2 separate regions of the Homo sapiens genome follow, and region 1 is linked to region 2. A link is an interaction called in ENCODE POLR2A ChIA-PET data of the cell type or tissue named here. Cell type or tissue: PC-9. All regions are shown on one strand. Each heading gives the region's core, and the rest is flanking DNA. Links, peaks and the distances in the headings are about the cores only.

What was found. ChIA-PET counts read pairs that join two places held together with the same protein. Peaks named below come from ENCODE experiments on the same cell type or tissue, not always from the same donor. Only the 100,000 strongest peaks of a DNase experiment are listed, where the experiment ranks them.
Region 1: POLR2A ChIA-PET joins it to region 2 with 5 read pairs; 2 of 35 experiments call an interaction of 5 or more read pairs at or near these places.

What each region holds. Positions count from the first base shown.
Region 1 is chr7:151,636,832-151,644,842 of GRCh38, forward strand. All of the region lies in intron 4 of PRKAG2 (protein kinase AMP-activated non-catalytic subunit gamma 2), which reads right to left. Among named protein-coding and RNA genes, the nearest start is that of RHEB, 120 kb to the left of the region's middle. In PC-9, for the core only: no CTCF peak of the experiment used is centred there; no DNase peak of the experiment used is centred there.
Region 2 is chr7:151,549,110-151,557,120 of GRCh38, forward strand. PRKAG2 (protein kinase AMP-activated non-catalytic subunit gamma 2) reads right to left here. Exons shown (of 16, transcript NM_016203.4): 16 at 7,018-8,011. Among named protein-coding and RNA genes, the nearest start is that of RHEB, 33 kb to the left of the region's middle. In PC-9, for the core only: no CTCF peak of the experiment used is centred there; a DNase peak (open chromatin) is centred at 3,492.

The DNA of each region.
Region 1 (8,011 bases), core at 2,080-7,079, 88 kb after region 2:
GTAGCTGGGACTACAGGTGCGCACAACCATGCTCGGCTAATTTTCATATTTTTAGTAGAGATGGGGTTTCACCATGTTGGCCAGGTTGGTCTCGAACTCCTGACCTCAGGTGATCCACCCGCCTCAGCCTCCCAAAGTGCTGGGATTACAGGCATGAGCCACCACACCTGGCCTCTCTACATTTAATATTTTGAGGACCTGCTGAACTGTTTTCAAGGTGGCTGCACCATTTTACATTTTTACCAGCAATGTATGAGGATTCAAGTTTCTCCTGTACTGTTTAGTTTTGCAAGATGTTACCACTGCGGGGAACTAGGTAAAGGGTGCACAGGATCTCTCTGCATTATTTCTTACAACTATATGTGAATATACAATTATCTCAAAATAAAAAGTTTAATTTTTAAAAAAAGTTTTTTAAAAAAACTTGGAGTGAGCCAAGGTACACAGGAAGTATCTCTCGTTCTAAGTCTATGCTTTTGTCTCTTGCAATAATTTAAAAAAATTCTTACCGGTGTTTATGATAAGCACCATCAATTTCACCTGTAATCGTGAGGGGTTGTTTTTTGGGAGGCAGAAATGGGCAACAAATGGCAGTATGTACGTCAGGAGGACCGCAAAAGTGGTTCACAGACTGAAAAGACCTATAAACCATCACTACAGAAGTTGGTAGAGAGTAGAAATTCTAACAATTAATGTTTTATGCAACTCCACTTGATAATGAATGGGTGTACAGGAGTAGCCTAAAATAAAAATGTTTTTATGTAATATGCTAGTGGGATTGAATTTATTTCTACAGGTTTTTTACTTAGTAAGAAATCTTATGTTTTCTTCCTTAGAAAGGAGGCTACTCATGGAACAACAGAAAAAGTCATGAGGTTTTTTTTTTTTTTTTATAACACACTAAGTCAATTTCAGGAATTTGAGGGCTTTTACAGTTTAGGTATGTACATTAATGTGCACAGGGTCAAAAGACAGACGAATTTGTCAGCACACAGAACTTGAAGCTGGTGGTCGTCGTTGCCCTTTTATGGCAATGTTTTCTTAAAGTCTCAACAGACTTATGCCAGACTTAATTTTAGCTGTTTCAGGCAGGCAGGGAAAGCCGGGAGAAGAGGCGAAGGGAGGGGAAGGGCGTGGGCAATGTCATGCAAGCAAAGGGAAGGGGCGTGCACTTGTGACACCGACTCCTCTCTCAGTCCATCAGCATCAGGGATGTTTGATGTAGCAAAAACAGACCAAATCCACCACCCAAACCCTCCTGATAATCCAGACCGATCTCCCCAGGGAGAACAAAATGGGCCAACCATGGCAGGGAGGAACTGGGTTCTGCTAACAGCCTGGCACAGTTCCACCACAGGGAACATTTCCATTTATATCACATCAGCCAGTCTGAGGTTACTGGACTCTAGTGTGGTGGGAGGGAACAGAGGGACCCAAGTTGGACTTTATGGAGAGAATGCCTGAGAAACATGGAGCCATCACAAGTGTGACTTCTTGGTTGGTAAAAAATGCTAAATTATTATCCCGGCATGGTGGCTCATGCCTGTAATCCCAGCACTTTGGGAGGCCGAGGCGGGCGGATCACAAGGTCAGGAGATCGAGACCATCCTGGCCAACATGGTGAAAACCCCGTCTCTACTAAAAATACAAAAATTAGCCGGGCATGGTTGCGCACACCTGTAGTCCCAGCTACTCGGGAGGCTGAGGCAGGAGAATCGCTTGAACCCAGGAGGCGGAACTTGGAGTGAGCCAAGATTGCACCACTGCACTCCAGCTTGGCGACAGAGTGAGACTCTGTCTCAAAAAAAAAAGCTAAATTATTAAGTTGTGTCTTACATAATTGTGCCCAGGTGCAGCAAAACACTGTATTTTGAATGACTATCAGAAGGGAAAACTTCAGCCTGAAAACTTAATCATAAAACAATTGCCAAAAAAGCACTCCTTTACGCACAGAGGTCGGATATGAGTTTGCTCTGCCTCTTAAAAGAAGTCTTAAATAGCTCCTGCAAGAAATAAATCAACCTCAAATACTGGGTAAGGAGCTCCTGAATAATTTAGCATACAGAACTCTTAGTTTCTGTGCATCCTGCTGTCTTCCTTGAGCTCCACTCTGCTCTGCAAGGGCGTCCTCCAAAGAGTAAAGAACGACGTGAAACCCCCTGGATGCTGGACAGGAGCTGCACATGCACTCTGCTCCCGTTCCCACTGGGCATTCTCCAGGCAGCTCCAACCCACCACTGTGCCTGACATGTCCAGGTCTCAGTCCCAGCCCAGCCCTCTCCTGAGCTCCACACTGCCATCATCTCCACTGGAGTTTTCTACACCAACGCAGATGCACTTCATCTAAAACTGTGCCCCAGTCCTCTGGGTCTTGCCGTCTTGGTTTCTTTTGAGACAACCCACTTGTCTCCATCCCTGCTACACCTCCCCTGTTTCAGGCTTCCATTTTCTCAGGGTTGGCCAGCCGGGCAGCTTGAGCTCCTCCAGTCTTGCCCGCTTTCCAGTCTATTTCCTTCCGTGTAGCCAGAGTGCCTATGATGGTTAAATTTGAATCCAGTCATCTTGACTGGATTAAGGAACACCTAGACAACCGGTAAAGCATTATTTCTGGGTGTGTCCGTGCAGGAGTTTCCAGAGACTGGCATGTGGGTCAGTGGACTGAGTGGGGAAGATCTGCCTCCAGTGTGGGCGGGCGCCATCTAATTAGCTGGGGGCCTGGAGAGAACAATAAAGGTGACAGAGGATTTCCTTGCTCTTTCTCCTGGAGCTGGGACACTTTCCTCTTCCTGCTCTTGGGCATCAGAACTCCAGGCTCTCCTGCCTTGACACTGGGACTTAACAGCAGCAGCCCTCTGGTTTTCAGGCCTTTGGCCTTGGACTGAGAATTACGCCACTGGCTTCTCTAGTTCTGAGGCTTTCAGACTTGGACTGAGCCACGCTACCATTACCTGCATCCCAGGGACTCCAGCTTGGAGATGGCCTGTTGTGGGACTTCTCAGCCTCCATAATCCCATGAGGCAATTCCCCCAATAAATCCCCTCTCATCCATCTATCAGTCAGTCAATCAATCAATCAATCAATCATCTATTATCTATCTACCTACCTCCATCCGTTTCTATCATCTATCTATCACCTATTGGCTCTGTCTCTCTGAAGAACCCTGACTGATAAGAGTGACATTTTAAAAATGTAGTCTTGGCCAGGCACAGTGGCTCACATGTGTAATCCCAGCACTTTGGGAGGACGAGGCAGGTGGATCACCTGAGGTCAGGAGTTCAAGACCAGCCTGGGCAACATGGTGAAACAATGTCTCTATGAAAAAAACAAAAATTAGCCGGGTATGGGGCATGCACCTGTAATTCCAGCTACTTGGGAGGCTGAGACACAAGAATTGTTTGAACCTGGGAGGCGGAGGTTGCAGTAAACTGAGATCCTGCCACTGCACTCTTGCCTGAGTGACAGAGTGAGACTCTGTCTCAACAAAAACAAAAACAAAACAGACTTATTATTCACTAACTTAGAACCATTCAGTGGCTCTCGGCAATCTTTAGGATTTTCTTGGCAAACTCCTGAGCTGGGGGGAAGGGCCTGATCATTTATTCACCTTCTCTTGCCATGTCCCTCTGTGTACCCCACACCTAAACCTTAAGGCATTGTCCTGGAATAGACCATACACTCCCTGCTGTAAGGGTTTCTGAGCATTCTGGCCTCCTTGTTTCTTCCTCCTTTCCTTGGCCAGTTCTTACTATTTTTAAAGATTCAGATCAATCTTTCTCTGAAAGCCTTTCCCGATTCTTTTCTTTCAGTCTGCTTTTCCTCCTTCCCCCACCGCCTTCCTTCCTTCCTTCCTTCCCCGATTCACGACCTTTTCTCACAACTTGCCTGGTTAATTACTTCTCTGAACCCACATGCTTCCATATGGCATTTAACACACTGGCTTGGGATTTACTTTTCTGTTTCCTCTGAGTCCCACATTGCTCTCTGAAGGGAACGAATGACTCATCATCCTTGTATTGCCTGTGTGTGACACATAGTAGGCATTCAAAAAATATTTGAGTGAAATGAATTGTTCATTCAGACATCCATTAAAACTTGGTAGGGAAACAGTTGATTTTAGTAGCATAAATGGGTTTAGAAGTTATTTCACTCAATTTACTCATGCTTCCCTTGGACCTCATTGCTGTTTGGAAATCATTATAGTCACTTTCCCTTTAGTGTTGGAATTAACATTTTGAAGGAAAAAAAGTGACTGTGCCAAGAAATGATGGCAGGGTAGTTTTTATTGTAATAGATTCTATCTGAGGACCAAAGTTCGCTGGCAGTATGAGATCCTGGCATGGATACTGGCTGAGAGCTTTGCCAGCTCTTGCCACCACCCTACAATTTCAGCTTTTTTGTTCCCTTCTTTTTTCCTTTTTTTTTTTTTTTTTTTTTTGAGATGGAGTCTCGCTCTGTTGCCAGGCTGGAGTGCAGTGGCACGATCTCGGCTCACTGCAATCTCCACCTCCCTGGTTCAAGTGATTCCCCTGCCTCAGCCTCCCAAGTAGCTGGGACTACAGGCGCACACCACCACACCCAGCAAATTTTTTGTATTTTAGTAGAGACAAGGTTTCACCATGTTGGCCAGGCTGGTCTGAAACTCTTGACCTCAAGTGATCCACCCACCTCAGCCTCCCAAAGTGCTGGGATGACAGGCAGGAGCCACCAGAACCGGCCCTTTCTTTCTTTTTTAAGAGACTGGGTCTTGCTCTGTCACCTAGGCTGGTGCAGTGGCACAATCATAGCTCACTGTAACCTTGAACTCCTGGGCTCAAGTGATTTTCCCATCTCAGCCTCCCAAGTACCTGGGAGTGCCAGCACGTGCCACCATACCTGGCTAATGTTGCCCAGGCTGGTCTGAAACTCCAGTGCTCAAGTGATCCTCTTGCCTCAGCCTCCCAAAGCACTGGGATTATAGGCATGAGTGACATCACCTGGCCAATTTTAGTTTCTGTTAAGGGAAGACAATTGATTTTTAAAAGTAGTGTAGAAATTTGAAAAAAATCTCAAATATATATTCAACACTATGAGTATTAATTCTTGGCCACATGCAGTAGCTCGGTCTGTAATCCTAGCATGTTGGGAGGTTGAGGTGGGAGGATCACTTGAGCCCAGGAGTTTGAGACCAGCCTGGGCAACATAGGGAGACCCCATCTTTAAAAAAAAAAAAAAAAAAAAAAAGGGGCCAGGCGTGGTGGCTCACACCTATAATCCCAGCACTTTGGGAGGCCGAGGCGGGTGGATCACGAGGTCAGGAGATCGAGACCATCCTGGCTAACACGGTGAAACACTGTCTCTGCTAAAAATACAGAAAAAAAAAAAATTAGCCAGGCATGGTGGCAGGCACCTGTAGTCCCAGCTACTCAGGAGGCTGAGGCAGGAGAATGGTGTGAACATGGGAAGCAGAGCTTGCAGTGAGCCAAGATCGCGCCACTGCACTCCAGCCTGGGCGACAGAGCGAGACTCCATCTCAAACAAACAAACAACAAACAAACAAAACAAAAGGTAGCTGGGCATAGTGGCTCATGCCTGTAGTCCCAGCTAGCTACACAGGAGGCTGAGGTGGGAGGACTGCTTGACTCCACGAGTTCAAGGCTGCAGTGAGCTGTGATCACACCACTGCCCTCCAACCCGGGCAACAAACTGAGACCACCCCACTCCCCAAAAAGAAGTGTATTAATTCTGCTGATTGCTTTTAATCAATATATTTGGAGAGAAGGTTTTGTTCATTTTGACAGCTTTCTGAATAACAATTTCAGATGCTATAAATATTAGTTCCTCCCTAACATTCATGATTTCTTTAAAGATAATTTATTCCACAGTATCTTTTCAGAGAGAGTAGCAACCAATTTGTCCAGCTCAAGTCAGCTGAAAACCTGTTTCAAAGGAAGTATTGTTAAACAAAAGGTGAAGAAAATTGATTAACCCAAAAAGTCCTTTGGATTCTCTATGTTAAATTATCTTCGAATTTCCAAAATAGGAGACAATGGTAAGCTTTTGAAGACAGTCATTCATTCAGCAAATACTTACTTAATATGGGCTATGTGCCCAGAACCAGGGTAGTTGGTTAATAAAATATCTGTTGAACGAACATGTGCTAGCATGACTAGAAATTGGCATAGAAGATATGAAGAAGGAGCTCAAGGAACATGGAGAATCAGCATGATTGCCTTGCTACCCTTCAAATTCATTCGTTACAGTCTGAAATGCATACATCTCTTGCCTTTCACAAATAAATCCATTTTTTTGCCAATCAAAATATTTTATTATTAGCTTTGTGTTTAACATGAGTTATTGGGAGCGGAATATTTATATTCTCTTATAGGTTGATAACTCTTAGTATTGTCTTATAATACATTGCAAATAAAAAAATAAGTAATGCTCACCAAGTTCATCTAACCTTTCAATTCTTAATGCAGCCAAGTCACAAACTTTGAAATATGTTGTATTTATATTAGAATGCAATGTACAGAATGATATAGTGTCACAAGGCAGTCTCTGTTTTCTATTCTCTGCTCCCTCCCCTGCAACTGACCTATTCATTAACCCTTTCTAGAACAGATCACTGTTAACTGTTTTTCAGCCCCTTTAAATCCCATATTGGGTGGAAGCTCTATTCCTAAATTGGTGAAAAATTACAAACATGATTGAGACAGACTACTTCCACTTCAGTTCTGCTCTACATAACGTGATCAAAAGGAAGTACAATATTCCAGCTGAAATTAAAGGGACCCACTAATGCCTCCACCACATCTTCTACATTCTGGAGACTTCAGTGGTCTTCATTTACTATCCACAGTGTTACATAGCCACTTATGGTGGATTAGAGTGAACTGCAGACACAGAGCCAAGGAAATGGAGAAGCAGGACCTTCATACCTCATAATGCAAATCCTTTAAAGAATGATTTGTAGTGTCCCTTTTTGTTGTGTGTAATTTACCAACAATAAACGATTTCTATTCCAAGTGTACAATTTGATGAGCTAGGATGAAATCATCAGTACAATTATACGATGGAATACTATTCAGTCATAAAAAGCAATAAATTAACAGCATTTGCAATGACCTGGATAAGACTAGAGACTATTATTCCAAGTGAAGTAATTCAGGAATGGAAAACGAAACATTGTGTGTTCTCACTGATATGTGGGAGCTAAGCTATGAGGACGCAAAGGCATAAGAATGATACAATAGACTGTGGGGACTTGGAGGGAAGAGCGGAAGCGGGGCAAGGGATAAAAGACTACAAACATGGTGCAGAGTATACTGCTCGGGTGATGGATGCACCAGGATCTTACAAATCTCCACTAAATAACTTACTCATGTAAGTTCATGTAACCAAATACCACCTGTATGCCAATAACTTATGGAAAAATAAAATTTAAAAAGTAAATAAATGTTAAAGAGAAAATTAAAAAAATAAAATATAGAGAAAATTTTTTTATCACTCCAAAAGTTTGCTCATGCTCCTTTGTGGTTCACCCCTTCTTCAAGGCAACCACTGATCTACTTTTTATCACTATGTCACTATAAATATTTCCTAGAATTTTGTGTATATGGAATCATACAGTATATGTGCTTTTGCTCCTGGATTATTTCACTTAGCATAATTATTTTGCCATTCATTCATGTCGCTCAGTATACCAGTAGTTTGTTCATTTCTATTGCTAAGTAGCATCCCATTCTATGGATAGACCCCATTTTGTCTATTCATTCACCAGTTGATGGACATGTGGGATATTTTCACTTTTTGACCATTGGGAATAAAGCTGTGAACATGTGTGGTCAAGTCTTTGTAGGAACATGCTTTCATTTCTCTTGGGCAAATACCAAGGAGTAGAATGGCTGAGTCATTTGGTAGGTGTGTGTTTAATATGAGAAACCACCCATTTCACAGACTGGCTGTACCATTTTACATTTCTGCCCAAAGTGGTTGAGAGTTCCAGTTGCTTCATGTCCTCATCAATGCTTGG
Region 2 (8,011 bases), core at 1,442-6,441:
GGGACGCAGATTCTCTCACAGTTTTGGAGGCCAGAAGGCTGAAATCAAAGCGCTGCAGGGCCACGCTCCCTCTGAAGGCTCTGGGGAGAATCTGTTCCACGCTTCCTTAGCTTTCGGGGTTATGCCAGTCCTTGGTATTTCTTAGTTTGTGCATGTGTCACTCCCACCTCTGCCTCCAGTGTCACATGCTCTTCTCTTTGTGGATCTGCTGTGGTTGAATGTGTCCCCTGAAGTTCATGAGTTGGAAGCCTAATCCCCAGTGTGACAGCATTGTGAGGTAGGACATTTAAGAAGAATGTAACGGATTAATGTCCTTATGCTGAGAGTGGGTTTCTTATAAAAGCAAGTTTGGGGTAGGTGCGGTGGCTCAGGCCTATAATCCTAGCACTTTGGGGGGCTGAGGCGGGTGAATCACCTGAGGTCGTGAGTTCAAGACCAGCCTGGCCAACATGGCAAAACGCTGTCTCTACTAAAGATACAAAAAAATTAGCTGGGGGTGGTGGTGGGCGCCTGTAATCCCAGCTACCCAGGAGGCTAAGGCAGGAGAATTTCTTGAACCTGGAAGGCGGAGGTTGCAGTGAGCCAAGATCACGCCACTGTACTCCAGCCTGGGTGACAGAGTCAGACTCCATCTCAAACAAACAAACAAACAAACAAAAAAAGAAGTGTGGGCTCCTGGGCTCCCTCTTGCCTTGTGATGCCATCGGCCATGCTATGACTCAGCAAGAAGGCCCTCACCAGATATGGCCCCTTGATTTTGGACTTCCCAGCCTCTAGAACCGTGAGCCAAATAAACTTCTTGTTTATAAATGATGCGCTCTGTGGTTTTCTGTTATAGCAGCACAGAATGGACTAAAACAGCATCTATGTCCAAACTGCCCTCTTAAGGACACTGGTCATAGTGGGTTAAAGCCCACCCTAACGGCTTCATCTTAACTTGAATATATTTGCAAAGACACAATTTCCAATAAGGCCACATGCATAAGTAACCAGGGGTGACAATGACATTATATGTTTTGGGGGGACACAGTTTAGCTCACAGCAGCCATTTGGAACTGGGATTAAGAGCATAGGCTATGGCCAGGTGCAGTAGCTCACACCTGCAGTCCCAGCACTTTGGGAGGCCAAGGTGGGAGAACTGCTTGAGCCCAGGAATTTGAGACCAGCTTGGGCAACATAGGGAGACCACATTTCTACAAAGAAGAAAAAAAACCCACATTAAATTAGCTGGGCATGGTGGCACATGCCTGTAGTCCCAGCTCCTCAGGAGGCTGAGCTGGGAGGATCACTTAAGCCCAGGAGGTCAAGTCTGCAGTGAGCTGTGATTCCACCACTGCACCCGAGCCTGGGTGACAGCGAGATCTTCTTTCAAAAAAAAAAAAAACAACAAAAAACCAAAACACACACACACACACAAAACACACAAAACCACACACACACACACACACACACACACACACACACACACAACCAAAAAACGAGCATAGGATTTGGTATTAGACTGTTTCGAAGGCCTCAAATTTGGTGTGGTATGAACTTGGCCAAATTAGTTAACATTTCTGGGATAATAAAGACTACCTCATGATAACGTGTGAAGATTAAAAAAGATCATGTGTCCAAAGCACTTGGCTGAGTGCCTGGCAGGAAGAAGCACTTGGTGGTTGGTAGGTCTCCTCCCCTTATTTTTCTTTGCATTACTGTTATTTGCAGTAGTAGTAATGATTAATAGTCTGTGGTCTAAGCAGGCCTCATCATGAGGGTGAGATTTCAGCAGGACTTGAAGGAGGCAGGGGAGCTGGCCCAGCTGGTATCTGGAGAAAATATTCCAGGGAGAGGAAACAGCTGTAACAAAGCTTCCAGATCCTTCTTACATTGCTCTGCTTTAAGATTTTTTTCTTTTTCCTTTCTTCCCCCACACTAGAACGCAAGCTCCTGAGCACGGGAGTTTACTGCCTCCTAGATGAGTCCTAAGCCCCCAGAACAGTGCCTGGTGTGGAGCAGGGCACTCTGTGCACAGTGTAACAGTTGTTATATAAATCAGTATTGAAGCCCAGAGGGACTGGGGAGGAAACATCTCTTTTGTGAAGTTCTAAAAAGTCATGAGATGATGTGGACCATGAGCCTCATGAGAGCCCCCTCATTGCAGGCCAGGTGGCTGGTGCCTGTATTTGAAAGACTCCTCTGAACCAGGGGTACCACCTTCTCCTCTTTCCACTGGACACTTCTGATTAGGACTTATCCCAGGGGCTGGTCCTAAAGCAGTACTTAATTAAATTAAATCAAATTATGTATTTATTTATTTAGAGACGGAATCTTGCTCTGTTGCCCAGGCTGGAGTGCAGTGGCAAGATCTCGACTCACTGCAACCTCTGCCTCCCAGGTTCAAATGATTCTCCTGCATCAGCCTCAGCCTCCCTAGTAGCTCGGATTACAGGTGTGTGCCACCATGCCCAGCTAATTTTTGTATTTTTAGTAGAGACAGTGTTTCACCATGTTGGCCAGGCTGGTCCCAAACTCCTGACCTCAAATGTTCGCCTGCCTCGGCCTCCCAAAGTGTTGGGATTACAGGCGTTAGCCACCACGCCCAGCCTTTTTTTTTTTTTTTTTTTTAAAGACAGGATCTTGCTCTGTCACCCAGACTGGAGTGCCGTGGCGCCATCTCGGCTCACTGCAGCACTGATCTTCTTGGGCTCAACTGATCCTCCCACCTCCGACTCCGGCGTGGCTGGGACCACAGGCACATATCACTACGCCAGTTAATTTTTTATTTTTGTAGAGATGGGTCTCACTGTGTTGTCTAGGCTGGTCTTGAACTCCTGGCTTGAAATGATCCTCCTCCCTTGGTCTCCCAAAGTGCTGGGATTAGAGGTATGAGTCACAGCATCTGGCCCCTAAAACAGTAAAAATCAGGGAATCGTGGGTCTGGATTTCAAGAGGCTCAGGAATGAGCTCATCAAATCTCTCCCTCAGTGGAGGTGAGGGGCAGTCTTTTGTACTTCTGGCTCCTGGAGCCAGCCTTGTTTTTCTTTCTGAGCAGGCACTGGGACACTTTCCTCCGTTCTCCTAAAAGGCAAGAGGAGCTCTCTCCACACATGGCTAAGTCGTATTCTTTGTGCGCGGTTGGTCTGCGCACTTGGCCACCTCTGGATTTGTCTGTAACACTGCAGATTATGTGGCATCTCTCTAACTTAATAGTCAACTGGCAATCTAGAGGGAAAAACTTTGTGGGATGGGGACGCTGCACCAGCGCCACGATCCACATAGACGTGCTGGCTTTCACCAGCCACTGTCCAGACTCTGAACAGACATCAGTTGAGCACCTGCCACATGCCGGATCCTTGCCAGAGCTCAGAGCATCGAGATGAACAGGTCACCCTCCTCAAAGGACTCAGGGGACCACTGTGTCAACAACAACTGCTACTAACATTTACATGGTCCTTTAGAGCCTGCAAAGTGCTGTTGCCTATAAACAACTTGCCAGGTGAGAAAAACCAGTCTAAACAAGGTAAGGGATTGCACAACAGCTTCCTGGCAGTGACAGCAGTGCCGGGCAGCAAACCCTCCTCTGACTGCAGATGCCAGCCGCTTTCAACCACTGCTCTCCGCTGGCCAGGAGGGAGTGAGGGTAGGGTAGGGACGGTGACTTACAACAAATACAGCTGTGTGTGTGGCGGGTCTTGTGCAGCACAGAGGGAGGGGGCATCTGTTTGCTGGGGAGGGAGAGTCACAGCAGAAGTCATATTTGATTCAGATCTTGAGAGATGAGCAGAATTGCTCTAGATGGAGAATCTGGAGATATGGTGCAGGCAGGCAGGTGTGGAAGCTGGGGACCCTTCTGGAGTGCAGGGAAGTGCATCAGTGTGGGCAGAGGCCAGTGAGGGCCTCCATCTCCCAGCTCAGGAGATAAGGCTGGATTCTCTAGGCAGCGAGGGTTTCCCAGCACTGAAGTGATTCGATTTTTGGTTTAAAAATGCAGCCAGGCATAGTGGCCATAATTCGGAAGGGACACCTCTTAGGGCTTACAACTCGAATGCATTCAAAGCTGTTGGAAATGCTGCCCTCTTAGGAGATCTTTTCAAAGGGGTGGGGAGGAGGATTTAAAAATGCACAGAAAACGAGGTGGTTTCCAGCTTTTCTGCTTTGTGTGTGCAGGAGCAGAGGTGAAGGAGGCTGTGTTGGAAACAGGAGTGAGGTGCCCAGGGGCAGGGCTGTAGACAGAGGTGAGGGCTCCTCGACTGCCACCCTCTCCCCTTGCCTGGCGGGTAAGTGAGGCCACTGTGGGAGCTTTGCTCCTCCTTCCTGGGCCTTCGCGCCTGAGCCCCGCAGACTCCATCGCACGCTCCGTGTCTCCTCTGCTCTCTGCAGCTCAGGCAAGTCGGCCACAAGTGCAGGGCCCGGCTCCGGCCACTTCTTCCCCATTGGCCCAAAGGGCACAGGTGAGGACGGGGACAGCAGGAAAGGAAGGAAGCTGATCTGAGAGCAGCGTCAGCCCGGCTGAGAGCCCACTGCTGTGTGCCAGGGGCAGCTCCCATCCAAAGCCTTTCGCCCTCCAATGCCTGTGAGGCCCAGGAGGTGGCTTGAATGAGTGAGCTAGGGGGCCTGGGTGCAGGCAGAGGAGCAGGGCCTGGCCCATCGCAGTCCCCTCTCCCCACCCCAAGCTGTGACAACCGAAGATGTTTCCACATTGCCAAATGCCCCCCTGGGGAACAGAATCTCCCCTGGCCGCGAAGACCGTCCGCTTCCCTGAGTTTAGAAGACTAAACCTTCCTAAGAAATGTTCTAAGAAATTCTATCAGTTCAATACATTTACATCATAAACTCTTCTTAGAGATTAGAATGCGAAACAGAACCAACATCCTTGATTTGTGACATGCACCTGCCCTTATCCACCACCCAGGTGACATTCAGGACAATCCTCTCAAGTGCCCTCAGCTCCGCCTCAAGGCGGGGGTGGGACAGCACAGGCAGCCAGCGCCCACGGGGTCCCTCTGAGCCTCACCATGACGAGGTCAGGGCAGACACCTGGGGGTCACCCAGCAAGGGTTTCTCTATCTAGAACCACTTAAGACTTATTCCCTTCAAATCTCTCCTTCAATACATATTTACCAATGTGTGGCCTTTAACTAGACTTGGCCTCATTCAGGGCCACTTTCCCTTATTCCTACAAAGGCACTGAGCAGGAGCAGCACGCTCACCACAGCCACGCCTTCACCATTTGCTAGGAACAAATGCCAACCCTTCGCTGGAAGAGGGTACCAGGCCTTTGTTAGTTGTAGCCTGACAACAGGAAGAGGCTGCTCCAAGGCCAAGCCTCAGTGAGAGGCCTGTTGTGAGCCGTGCCGTGCCTGGCACAACTCAGGAGCCTGGAACAAGCATGCCTGAGGGAGACCAAGCTCTGCTGAACGAGCCTCGCGGGAATAGGAATAGGAATCGCGAGTACCTTTCTACATGCCCCGAAACCCTTTTCTAAAGCAAAAATATGCTATGTCACCTACACACCTAGATATATGCCACATCATCTATATAACTATACACGTGGTGACCTATAGTTATGTGTTGCTTACCCATGAGAATGCATTGAGAAATGTGTTGTTAGGTGATTTCATCTTTTCTTTTTTGAGCTGGAGTCTCGCTCTGTCACCCAGGCTGGAGTGCAGTGGTGCGATCTAGGCTCACTGCAACCTCCTTCTCCTGGGTTCAAGTGATTCTCCTGCCTCAGCCTCCCGAGTAGCTGGGATTACAGGTGCCCGCCGCCACGCCTGGCTAAGTTTTGTATTTTTAGTAGAGACGGGGTTTTGCCATGTTGGCCAGGCTGGTCTCGAACTCCTGACCTCAGATGATCCACCTGCCGCGGCCTCCCAAAGTGCTGGGATTACAGGTGTGAGCCACTGCGCCTGGCCTAGGTGATTTCATCTTTGTGTGAACATCATAGAGTGTACTTACACAATCCTAGATGGTGCAGCCCACTACATGCCTGGGTTATAGGTATGGCCTATGGCTCCTAGGCTACCAAACTGTACAGCATGTTACTGTAGACAACTGTAACACAATGGTATTTGTGCATGTAAACATAGAAAAGGTACAGCAAAATGCTGCTGTGATACTCTCATGGGGCCACTGTGATATATGCAGTCTGTCCTTGACTGAAGCATCTGTACATGGCCCACGACTGTACCTATATATGTGCCACGTCACCTGTATGTAGATATGTACTCTGCAGACACTCATGTGTTGGGTACACAAACAAGGAGCAGATTGATAAATTCTCTGAGTTTCAAAATTGTGTTGTTTTGGCAGCTTTGTGACTTTTTCCTTTCTCCCAAATATTACCATTAGCTTAAATCACAACCACTATTGTTTCTATGGGGAAAACATACACATTTGCTCTCCCTCTCATATTTGGACTACTAGGAAATGAAAAACTTGATACCTTAGCACCCATGCAAAAAACCTGTGTGGCAATTTTAAATTAAATATATTCATACTCAGCCAGGCACGGTGGCTCACGCCTGTAATCCCAGCACTCTGGTAGGCTGAGGCAGGTGGATCGCCTGAAGTCAGAAATTTGAGATCAGCCTGGCCAACGTGGTGAAACCCCGTATCTACTAAAAATACACACACACACAAAAATTAGCTGGGCGTGGTGGTGCATGCCTGTGATCCCAGCTGCTTGGGAGTCTGAGGCAGAAGAATCGCTTGAACCCAGGAGGTGGAGGTTGCAGTGAGCAGAGATCACGCCACTGCACTTCAGCCTGGGCGACAGAGCAAGACTCTGTCTCAAAAAAATAAATAAAATAAAATAAAATAAAAATAATAAATACATATATTCATACTTAATAGTGGAGAGAGAGAGTTTATGAATTAAACCCTGACTTTTTTTCCTGATACCGGAAAAGAGATGAAATTCATGTACTTCTTTATTTGGGGAGAAATAGCTAAGTGGAAAACTGCATGTAGAATTTTAATCGATAGGTGTTGAAATATAAGGCATTTTAAATAACTTCTTTAACAAAATGGTAGATAGTAGGATCTATTTTAATTTTTCAATCTGAAAAAAAAAAACCCAAAACAAAAAAAAAACAAACTATCCTCATATATATATATACAGTGTCAACATTTTCAGAGCACTTACATTAGGAAACATTGTTTCTCTTCAACTGTATGACAATACTGTATATGCCACAATAAAATTTACAAAAACAATCGCATCAGCAGTCATAACAAACATCATGATTTTACATTTCAATACACAAGAAAAAAAATAGACATCTTCCCGGCACTTGGCTCCCGCCTGACGGCAACGTCTCCTCCACACTTTGAGAGACCTCAGCTTTTAAAACCCAGCAGCGGCTATTTCAGAAGTCATGTCCTTTCCAGATCCAAACTTAAATAATGAGAAATTTGCCATTTCAAAATAACTGAGAGTTTATTCATGGATGTGGTGAAGTTTACTCCACCAAAAGATGTGTAAAAAAATTGCATGAAAGTAAAAATAAATAAAGCTGTTGTAAAGCAGCCTCGTTGACACGGTAGCCCAGAACAAAACACTTACGTGTAAAAGTGTCATTACAATTTTAAAGTAATTATTTATATTCAAATTACAACTTTTTGACAAATCTAAAGAAAACAAACTGATTTGGTAAAAGGTTCAAAGACTTCCACATTCAAGCTCGGTGTTGTTTCACACGCGTGCGCCCCGGCTGCGGCGGTGACATATTGCTGTATTCGGACATAAGGCACTGTGATCTGAACATACCGTGCACTCACCTTATGCCACATCACCTGTTCCATACCAGTGAATTCTTTGAAATGAAAAATAATGAAAACTTCAGGACACAGTGCACTTTAATGACATACAGCATTTAAAATCCTTCAGACAAAGGTCTGAAAACAGTCTTTTAATGCAAGCCTGAATCTTCAAGCACATAAAATCTTTCTTTTTTAAGCTTAATTTCAACATCACTGGAAGAAATACCTATTGTTAAACCCTGATATACATTCTTAACCACTT